Regions from separate parts of the Homo sapiens genome. Here region 2 is linked to region 1. Evidence: read pairs that join two places in POLR2A ChIA-PET (ENCODE). Cell type or tissue: OCI-LY7. All regions are shown on one strand. Each heading gives the region's core, and the rest is flanking DNA. Links, peaks and the distances in the headings are about the cores only.

Region 1 (5,384 bases), core at 57-5,056:
TAGTAGAAACGGTTTTTCACCATGTTAGCCAGGCTGGTCTTGAACTCGTGATCTCAGGTGATTCGCCCGTCTCGGCCTCCCAAAGTGCTGGGATTACAGACGTGGGCCACCGTGCCCAGCAATGTCTGTTATTTTAAACAGATACCAGATAAAAACCAAAAAATGTGGTGGAGGGAGATAAGATAGATGAAGCAGGTCTGGCACAATCTGGATAATTGTTGGGTTGGGGTGATGGGTACATGGGTATTAATAATATTGTTCTCTGCTTTTGTGAGGTTTGAAAATTGTTCATATTTTAAAATATATTTTTTTGGCTGGGCCCAGTGGCTCATGCCTGTAATCATAGCACCTTGGGAGGCTGAGGAAGGTGGATTGCTTGAGCCCAGGAGTTTGAGACTAGGCTGGGCAATGTGACGAAATTCTGGCTGTACCAAAAAAATACAAAAATTAGACAGGCATAATGGCACATGCCTGTAGTCCCAGCTACTCGGGAGGCTGAGGTGAGAGGATGGCTTGAGCCCGGGAGGCAGAGGTTGCAATGAGCCGAGATTGTGCCACTGCATTCCAGCCTCGGTGACAAAGCCAGACCCTATCTCAAAATAAATAAGTAAATGAAATAAAATAAAATAATATATTTTTGAAAACGTTCATTCATGTTTAGGCTGGACATGGTGGTGCACACCTGTAGTAATCCTAGCACTTTGGGAGGCTGAGGCAGGCGGATCACCTGAGGTCAGGAGTTTGAGACCAGCCTGCCCAACGTGGCAAAACCCTGTCTCTACTAAAAAATACAAAAAGTAGCCGGGCATGGTGGCGGGTGCTTGTAATCCCAGCTACTTGGGAGGTTGAGGCAGGAGAATGACTTGAACCCAGGAGGCAGAGGTTGCAGTGAGCCAAGATTGCGCCACTGCCCTTCAGTCTGGGTGACAGAGCAAGATTCCATCTCAAAAAAAAGAAAATGTTCAATTGTAAATAAAAATGTTTTAAAATAATTAGTAAAAGTGGCCAGGTATAGTGGCTCACACCTGTAATCCCAGAACTTTGGGAGGCCAAGGCGAGTGGATCACCTGACATCAGGAGTTCGAGACCAGCCTGGCCAACATGGTGAAACCTTGTCTCTACTAAAAACACAAAAATAAAAAAAATATAACTGTAAATACAAAAATTAGCTGGGCGTGGTGGTGGGTGCCTGTAATCCCAGCTGCTTGGGAGGCTGAGACAGGAGAATTGCTTGAACCCAGGAGGTGGAGGTTGCAGTGAGCTGAGATTGCACCACTGCACTCCAACCTGAGTAACAGAGTGAGACTCCATCTCAAAATTTGTGAAAGTACCATATTTAAGTGTCTGTTCCCTTCCACGCTTCTTTTCATTTTGATAAAAATACAGTATTTCGTTTCTATTTGTAAATGTTCAGTATTTATTCAACAAACAGGAGTGTTGTATTTCAGGCACTGTGCCAGTGCTTGAGTTAAAACAAAGGGCAGGCTCTTAACACCTGCCTGAAGGGGCTTATGGCTTGCTGGTGGAAAGGAGAGTTTGGCAGTGTGGATTGTGTTAACATGGAGAAGATTTTTGTGTTTTCCTGAGGGCATACACGATTAGCATCTTAGTTTAGTTTGTATGTGATTGGATTCTTAAAAAATATTTTTCCTTTTCTACCAAATAGAAAATTTAAGAAATTCTATATATGGCTAGGTGTCAAGTCTGAATCAATGTTGTAGTCATTTCCCTTATTCATATGTACTATAGGGCACTCGAATAAATTACTTATTTTACTATCTTTTGACATCCCAATTTGTTGTTACTTAAATTTTTTTTTTTTTTTTTTTTTTTTAATGGAGTCTCACTCTGTGGCCCAGGCTGGAGTGCAGTGGCCCCATCTTGGCTCATTGTCACCTCCACCTTCCAGCTTCAAGTGATTTTCCTGACTCACCCTCCCAGGTAGCTGGGATTAGAGGTGCACGCTACCACGCTCAGGTTATTTTTTATATTTTTGGTAGAGATGGGGTTTCGCTATGTTGGCCAGGCTGGTCTCGAACTCCTGACCTCAAGTAATCCTCCCGCCTTGGCCTCCCAAAGTGCTGGGATTACAGGCGTGAGCCACCACGCCTGGCTACTTACATTTTTATTTTGACATAATTTCAAACTTACCGAAAGATTTAAAAAATAGTACTGAGAACTCTTGAATACTCATTATTCAGATTCACCAATTTTTAATGTTGTCACTCTTGCTTTCTTATTTTCTCTCTCTTTTTTTTTTTTTTTTTTTTTTGAGGTGGAGTCTCGCTGTGTTGCCCAGGCTGGAGTGCAGCAGTGTGATCTCGGCTCACTGTAACCTCCATCTCCCAGGTTCAAGCGATTCTCCTACCTCAGCCTCCTGAGTAGCTGAGATTATAGGTGCCCGCCACCACGTCCAGCTAATTTTTGTATTTTAGTTAGAGACGAGGTTTCACCCTCTTGGCCAGGCTGGTCTCAAACCCATGACTTTAAGTGATCAGCCTACTTCAGCCTCCCAAAGTGCTGGGGTGAGCCTTTGCGCCTGGCCCCTTATTCTCTCTTGAATCATTTAAAAGTAAATTGCTTACATTATGCCCATTACATTGCATTATGCCCATTTGTTTCTAAATATTCACTGTGTATTGTATTCTTTTGCGTTATCACTGCACCAGTTACAAAATTCAGAAAATTAAACTTTGATAATATTAATCTACAGCTCATTTTCCAGTTTTGTCGAATTGTCCTGATAATAGCATTTATCCCTTTACAGCATTTTCCTCATAGGACCCAGTTCAGGATCACAAAATGCATTTAGTTGTCATATCTCTTTAGTCTCCTGTAATGTGGAACAGTGCACCTAATAAGCAATCTGTGGGGATAACTTTGAGATAGTGCAGCTACTCTGCTCCTCATCAGATCATCCTGTTCCTCATCACTCCCCACATCCCCCAAGGCCCATGTAGCATCCATTGATGTTTCTTGCCTATGCTGATCTTTACTGATCTTTACTCTAATGGTTGGAAAGTGTTTATTTTGTAACTCATCCATTTTCTTCACTAATGGACATTCTTTTATAAGGAAGAGACATTCTTTTATCTGATTAATACAGAATTGTGTGTTTCCTGTTTTATTCAGTGGGTTAAATAACCCATTATAACCTTTATTTTGATGTTCAAATTGTCCCAGATTTGTCCATTAGGAGCCTTTCCAAGTGGGCTCCTGTGTCTTTTTAACATAACCTCTTGTTTTTTTTTTTTGACGGAGTCTCACTCTTGTCTCCCAGGCTGGAGTGCAGTGGCGCGATCTTGGCTCACTGCAACCTCTGCCTCCCGGGTTCAAGCAATTCTCTGCCTCAGCCTCCCAAATAGCTGGGATTATAGGCGCCTGCCACCATGCCCGGCTAATTTTTGTATTTTTAGTAGAGACGGGGTTTCACCATCTTGGACAGGCTGGTCTTGAACTCCTGACCTTGTGACCTCGTGATCCACCTGCCTCAGCCTCCCAAAGTGCTGGGATTACAGGCATGAGATGCCGTGCCCCGGCCTTTTTTTTTTTTTTTTTTTTTTTTAAGTATTTCCTGTCTTTCTGGCACAGCAAGATGTTGCAAGCACATCTTATTTCTTTCCTTTGTCAGTCTTGGAATGAGCCGTTTTCCATGGAACCCTGGTTCCTTTTAGTGAGCAATCCAATTTGCTGTTGTGTTATTTATATACAGGAATAATCTTTTTTTCATGCATCAGGACATCGCTAGGAAACTAAATTTAAATTAGATTTTTGATAGTAGGTTTATATTTCTTTGAAGATTTTATGAAGTAATCACGTAAGACTCAGCAACTTATTGTCATAAAGCAATTTTTTTCTTCTTTTCTTTTTCAAATACATAATGAGTTATGTTCTTAATTGTGATCATATGAAATGAGAAAAAATTGTGTGTGTATGTTTAGCCACTTAACTGTTTATTAAAAACCTGAAGTTTATACTTTTAACTATTTTTAACTAAGTCATCAAACATTCTAATCTGAAGAAAACTGTTGCTTTTTAAGAAACTTTAAAATGAGTTCAAAAAATTGGGCTGGGTGCGGTAGCTCATACCTATAATCCCAGCACTTCGGGAGGCCGAGGCATATGGATCCCTTGAGGCCAGGAGTTCAAGATCATCCTGGCCAACCTGATGAAACCCTGTCTCAACTGAAAAATGCAAAAAAAAAAAAGTAGCCAAGTGGGGTGGTGCATGCCTGTAATCCCAGCTACTTGGGTGGCTGGAGCAGGAGAATCGCTTGAACCTGGGAGGTGGAGGTTGCAGTGAGCCGAGATCATGCCACTGTACTCCAGCCTGGGCAGTAGAGCAAGACTCCATCTCAAGAAAAAAAAAATTAAAAAATTATGAAACAGAATTTTTGTATGTGATTGAAAACTCATCAGTACTTTCTTTTTTTTTTTTTTTTTTTTTTTTTTTTTACCCAGGCAGTTACTGTTACATCTTGGTATATTTCATAGCCAGTTTCTCACCTGTGTATGGATATTTGCTTTATTTACTTATTCAATCTAACTTAATGTGTGTTTTTTCAAAGTAATATTTTGAATATTTTAAATTTTCAACCAATTAATATCTGTACACGGTTTTAAAAGTCAGTTTCAAAAGACTTACAATGAAAAACAGTGGTTTCCTATGCAACTCTCCTAATCTCCTAGTTGTACTGCTTAAACAGAAACATTTTAGCTCTCAAAAATTATTTCTGTAGTCTATACCTTTATATTTATAAGTAGTATGCTTATATTTGTTTGTATTTACTTGTGTACTTATATTTCTACTAATATGCTTAATTTTTACTTAGTTTTCATGTCAGTTTAAGTGTCTTTTTTTAAGTTAATTTTTTCAGAGAAAAGTAATATATACAAAGTGTACCAAATTTATAAGGTACAAAGAATGTACAGGGAAAAAAAACAAGGCTCCTTGCCATTCTTATCTTCCTATGACCCAAGTCTTTTCTCTGAAGATGTATCTCTTTCCTCCTGTATTTTATATGTGCATCCAGAGTAGTGGTTCTCAGAGTGTGGTCTGTTGACTCTTGAGGTAGCTCTTCCAAGTGTTCAGGAGGTCTACCAGGTTGAAACTATTTCAGAATATTACCAAGTTCTCATTTTCTATGTAACTGATGTGAACACCAGTTGACATTTGCACTGATGGTGCAAAAAACAGTGGTGCATTAAACTAATGGCCCTGTAGCACAAATCAAGACAGTGGCCAAACTGCATTAGTAATCACTATGTTCTTCATGACTACACATTTGCAGTTAAAAAAAAAAAAAAAATCAGGGCTGGGTATGGTGTCTCACGCCTGTAATCCCAGCACTTTGGGAGGCTGAGGTGGCCACATCACGAGGTCA
Region 2 (5,384 bases), core at 242-5,241, 400 kb after region 1:
AGTAGTGAGAGAAGGGGCATTGTAGGGCCAAGGAAGGTGTAAGGGGACGGCAGGGAGTGAGGGACAATGAGCAGTGCTCTATTGATAGTAACAGGAAATAATAATGACGAGAAGCCTTGAGGAAGTTAATCCAGGGCCTCCTTACTAAAACCTAACCTCCAGGATCCATTTTGCTTCTATAATACTTAAACCCAACATGACTCATGGGAGAAGATGCCCTTGATAACTGTCTTCCTGAGAAGTTGAGCCTACGTTCTTTTTTTTTTTTTTTTTTTTTTTTGAGATGGAGTTTCGCTCTGTTGCCCAGGCTAGAGTGCAGTAGCACGATCTCAGCTCACTGCAACCTCTGCCTCCTGGGTTCAAGCGATTCTCCTGCCTCAGCCTCCTGAGTAGCTGGAATTACGGGCGCCTGCCACTATGCCCAGCTAATTTTTGTATTTTAGTAGAGATGGGGTTTCACCATCTTTGCCAGGCTGGTCTCGAACTCCTGACCTCGTGATCCACCCACCTCGGCCTCCCAAAGTGTGGGATTAGGGCATGAGCCACTGCGCCCAGCCGAGCCTACATTCTGCAGCATCTCTCTCTCTCGCCGAGAAGCCCTTGAATGTGGATATCGTAAATCACACAAGTTCACAAAACAAGAGTCAATCCTAGCTTGAGTTTACAAGAAGATAAATTGGCATCCATGTATGATAGCCAGATAAAATATTGCGCACCTGTATTTTTATTGCAAAATTTGGCAACCTCACATCCATGTCCCCAAATCTTCAATCCTCTCTGATTTCTTCAGTAATGAAAACTACTTAATGTGTGGGACTGTAAACTCAAGGACATCTGAGGTCTTAGGGAGATGTCCGATGGGACCACACAAAAAAATGAAAATAAGAACTCTCATCAAAAACATGAGAGTCTCTTCCACTGAGTAAACTTTTCCCATCACAGGGACTTTGTTGTCTTCCTTCCTCTGGTATTCGTTCTTCCAAAATACCTGTTTTGACTATCAATCAATAAAGGAAAGCCGTGGAAACCAACAGGAAATAACGCCCACTCAATGAGCGCCTACTATTTGCCAAGCATCATGTTAGATGCTTTATGTGCCTCATTTCATTTCATCCTCGCTATATTCTTGAAGATAATTACGTTTTTTCTTTAATGTAAAGATGAGGAATCCAAGGTTTAGAAATGTTACACAACTTGCCCCAGGTCACAACCCGCATCAGTGGAAGAGCCAGGATGATGGTGATGAAGATGGTGATAATAATGGTGGTGACGATGAACACAGCTCACATTGCTTGAGAATACATTATGAGTCAACCAGTGTGCTGAGCGTGCTACATGCTTTAACTCATTCAATTACCACAACTGCCTTTTGGGGCTGGTACTCTCATTAACTCCATTTTAAAGATGAGAAAACACATTCACTCTTGGTCTGCTCACTCCAAACCGCTGACTCTACTATTAGCCATACTCCTTGGATTGTACCTCTCCACCCACTGGGTCTTGACATCCCACTACCACCCCTCTTATTGCAGGTTGCTGAAGCTGTCTGTAGACTCAGCTTCTTCCTAAAACCTTAACCTCGCGACTGGCTGATTGCTCTTGGGAAGCAGTGCATGGTAAAGCTTGGCAGGCAGATGTCAGGTTGACCAAGGTTCCTATCTTAAATGTTGAAAATTTAGTGTTTCCCACCTTGAAAATACACTCTGACAAGTTTTATGCAAATTACTCCCAAGAGCTGACACATAGCCAACCAATAAAACAGCCTCAGCAAAAACCTTCTCAATCTTACCTCTAGGAAGCTCTTGGCTTTCGCTAACCACAATCTTAGAGAAGCTTCCAACTAGTCAAAGGTGAGTGTAGCTTCGTACTAATATAGCAAATCTGGTTTCTTTCTTTCTTTTTTTTTTGTGGACTCACCCAAAAATGCAGAAATGGCTGGATGGTTGATGACTTATTTATCTTATTTTTTATTTTTATTTTTAGAAATGAGGTCTTGCTTTGTCACCCAGACTGGAGCACACTGGTGCGATCTTGGCTCACTGCAGCCTCCACCTCCTGGTTTCAAGCAATTCTCGTGCCTCAGCCTCCAGAGTAGCTGGGGTTACAGGCGTGCACCACCATGCCCAGATAATTTTTGTATTTTTAGTAGAGATGGGGTTTTGCCTTGTTGGCCAGGCTGGTCTCGGACTCCTGACCTCAGGTGATCTACTTTTCTCGGCCTCCCAAAGTGCTGGGATTACAGGTGTGAGCCACTGCACCTGGCCTATTTATCTTATTTTTTATTTTTATTTTTAGAGATGAGGTCTCGCTCTGTTGCCCAGGCAGTAGCACAACAGTAGTTCACAGCAGCCTCCTGGCTCAAGCTATCCTCTCACCTCAGCCTTCCAAGTAGCTGGCACTACAGTCGTGTATCATCATGACTAGCTAATTTTTAATATTTTTTTAGAGATAGGGTCTTCCTATGTTACCCAGGCTACTCGAACTCCTGGGCTCAAGTGATCCATCGGCCTTCAGCCTCCCAAAGTTCTAGGATTACAGGTGTGAGCTGCTGTGCCTGGCCTGGTTTCTTACTAATGGTGCTGATGGCACAGATCCTTTTTGGTTGACACCCTTGTCACCTGCCCCTGCATAGCTCCCATGCAAGTTCAAGGTTGGAGAGACAAATGGGGGGATGAAGACAAAACTTCCACCCTCCCCCTTTCTCCTAGTCAGCCTGTGCGATATAATTTCCCCCAAATCCAAAGAAAGGGAATAAAACTCTCTCCAAACATCTCAAAAGCCTATCATGTCCTTTTGACTTTTCCTGGCTACATTTCTTCCACTCATTCTTGTCTCTGTCTTCAAGAGGTGATTCTGCTGGCCTGAGAGTGTCTGGTGGACTCACTACCCAGGGTCTCTCTCCTTCCATTTCTGGAGTGAGCACATCAGAGGGCAGTAGGGAGGAGGCCGAGCAATCTGTCCACCTCAGGCTTCCAAAGTGCGGGGGTTATAGACATGAGCCACTGCGCCCAGCCTGGACTTTCACTGCCTTAAGCCAGCAGAGGCTGTAATAATAACTCTTCTTGAAAGAAAAATGTTCAACAATCGAAATGACCAGCAAATTTGCCATGTAATATTCCATCTTATTCTCCTTTTCCAGCTCCAAAACCACAACCATATGCCACAGCTTAGAACAAGAAAGAATCCCTTGCTTAGGGATACTGGCAAGGAACTCCACAAAGTAGCCTCACTCCCCAGAGTACGTCTACAAGGGATTATGCAAGTTTACCCTGTAATGCAGGGATCAGATCATTCAATTTGTCAATATTTATTCATGTACAGTCATCACAGAAGTGATGTAAAATAAATGAGAGTCTAAATAATAATACTGCAGGAGCCCAAATAAAATGACTTCTCTCCTTTAAGCTGTATAAAACCTTCTTTCTCCCCTGCCACTGATCGTGCATAAATTACTCTGGTTAACAACCTTCTACCTAGCAGGCTCCAGGAATCACAGGACCAATGTGTCAGGGATCTCCTTTTTCACATAAACTCTGGGCTGGGATTTTTTCCAGTGTAGCCTTCTTCTTCTTCTTTCTTCTCCTCCTCCTCCTTCTCCTCCTTCTCCTCCTTCTTCCTCTTCTTCCTATTCCTCCTCTTCTTCTTCTTCTTCTTTAAATTTTCCTTTTTCTTTTTGAGACAGGGCTCCCTCTGTTGCCCATGCTGGAGTGCAATAGTGCAATCACAGCTTATTGCAGCCTCAACCTCCCCGGGCTTAGGCAACCCTCCCACCTCAGCCTCTCGAGTAGCTGACCATGCCCAGCCCCGTGTAGCCTTCTAAGGGAAGGGTTATGTTTATAGGAGAGAAGCATTGTACTTAAAGGAGGATCCCAGCAAGAACTCTTTGCATTCAAGGTCCTTCTCATACTCTCAGTTAACATTGATCAGACATTTTAGCGGTGCTTATTACATGTCAGGCACTATGGTAGATACTAGGAATACAATGTGATTTAAAAAAAATGGAGTCCCTCTTTAGGGAGGGAAAGCCCACTGTATAATAGGTAAAATCTATTGATAGCAGCTGTGTGCTTTATATACGCTACCTCATTTAATCTTCAGCCCTGGCAGGGTCCAGTGGCTTACACCTGTAATCCCAGCACTTTGGGAGGCTAAGGCGGGCGGATCACTTGAGGTCAGGAGTTTGAAACCAGCCAGGCCAACAGGCTGTGAAACTTCAAAAATCCAGCATAATTGGAACCTCAAACCTATGAGATTATCAGATTTGTCCAGATATTTGGACAGTATTATATTGATAATGTTTGAATTTTTTAAAATTTCTGACTTTTAAGATATTGTCCAGGTTATGTGCTTCTATCTCTTGGCCATTATTATTTTGGCTCATACTTGAAGACTATCAATTACAGATGAGTCAATTAAGGCAGAAACGCTTGGTATAAAAATATAAAACACCATCATAAACAATATTTGACCTTGGAAAGGTTCTGGGGAAAAAAGTGAATTAATCAGCACAGATTCATTGGCAGAGTCTGTTCAAGGGTGTATCACCAACCTCAATAATGGTGCTAGGTGTGAGCCAATCCACCGGATACACTCACTCCTCTGATCCTACTGAAATTCATCTTGACCATTTGCTTCTTCAGCTAATGATAGAGACACAAATGGACTATTGGGATTTTCCAGATTGCTTTCAACATTCCAAATGCCAAACCATCCGAGTTTTTAAAATTACTTATGGTTTTCCAAATCCTACAACACAGGATGTGTTGACTAGGAGATACAATTTTTAAGATGTTTGTTGTACGTGCTTTTTTTTTGTCTTCCTGTTTTCTGCGGGTTTATTGGTGGTATCAACTGACTATTCCATCCAAGAGACAGAACTTGCACTGGAGGAGAAATGGGCACAATCCTAACCATAGCATCACCTAGCGACTATCAAGCCCGAGACCAGAAAGCAACATTTGAAGTGGTTTGACAGCATTGCCTTTGGATAACTGGCTTTCTGGTTCCTTACTGAACACTTGCAGATATGAGTTATGTTAGGTGAGGACATCTTTGGAGCCATCTGCATAAGAAGAAGAGTGTCAACTCTGGCAGGACAGACTTTTTTTCACTCAGGTAAGTAATTGGTAATGTAGGGTCTAAGTGTTTTCATAGGAATAAACACATGGGAGGAACACTGTGTAAATTTGGATTAGGTTTTTCTGCATGTAACCAAAATAACAGTGCCTTCCACAGGATGGGAGTTGACTTCCCTTTTACACAAATGAAAGCAAGAGGTAGACAGTGCAAAATACCTAATAGCTCCATAAAGTCATTAGAACATGAATCCAGGCCAGGTGTGGCAGCTCATGCCTGTAATCTCAGCACTTTGGGAGGCCAAGGCA

What was found. ChIA-PET counts read pairs that join two places held together with the same protein. Peaks named below come from ENCODE experiments on the same cell type or tissue, not always from the same donor. Only the 100,000 strongest peaks of a DNase experiment are listed, where the experiment ranks them.
Region 2: POLR2A ChIA-PET joins it to region 1 with 7 read pairs; 2 of 35 experiments call an interaction of 5 or more read pairs at or near these places.

Annotation. Positions count from the first base shown.
Region 1 is chr15:58,992,224-58,997,607 of GRCh38, forward strand. All of the region lies in intron 1 of RNF111 (ring finger protein 111), which reads left to right. Among named protein-coding and RNA genes, the nearest start is that of RNF111, 7.3 kb to the left of the region's middle. In OCI-LY7, for the core only: no CTCF peak of the experiment used is centred there; no DNase peak of the experiment used is centred there.
Region 2 is chr15:59,393,147-59,398,530 of GRCh38, forward strand. It overlaps a transcript of FAM81A not described here. Among named protein-coding and RNA genes, the nearest start is that of MYO1E, 23 kb to the left of the region's middle. In OCI-LY7, for the core only: a CTCF peak has its summit at 3,690 (motif pointing left); a DNase peak (open chromatin) is centred at 2,315; H3K27ac peaks cover 2,069 bases.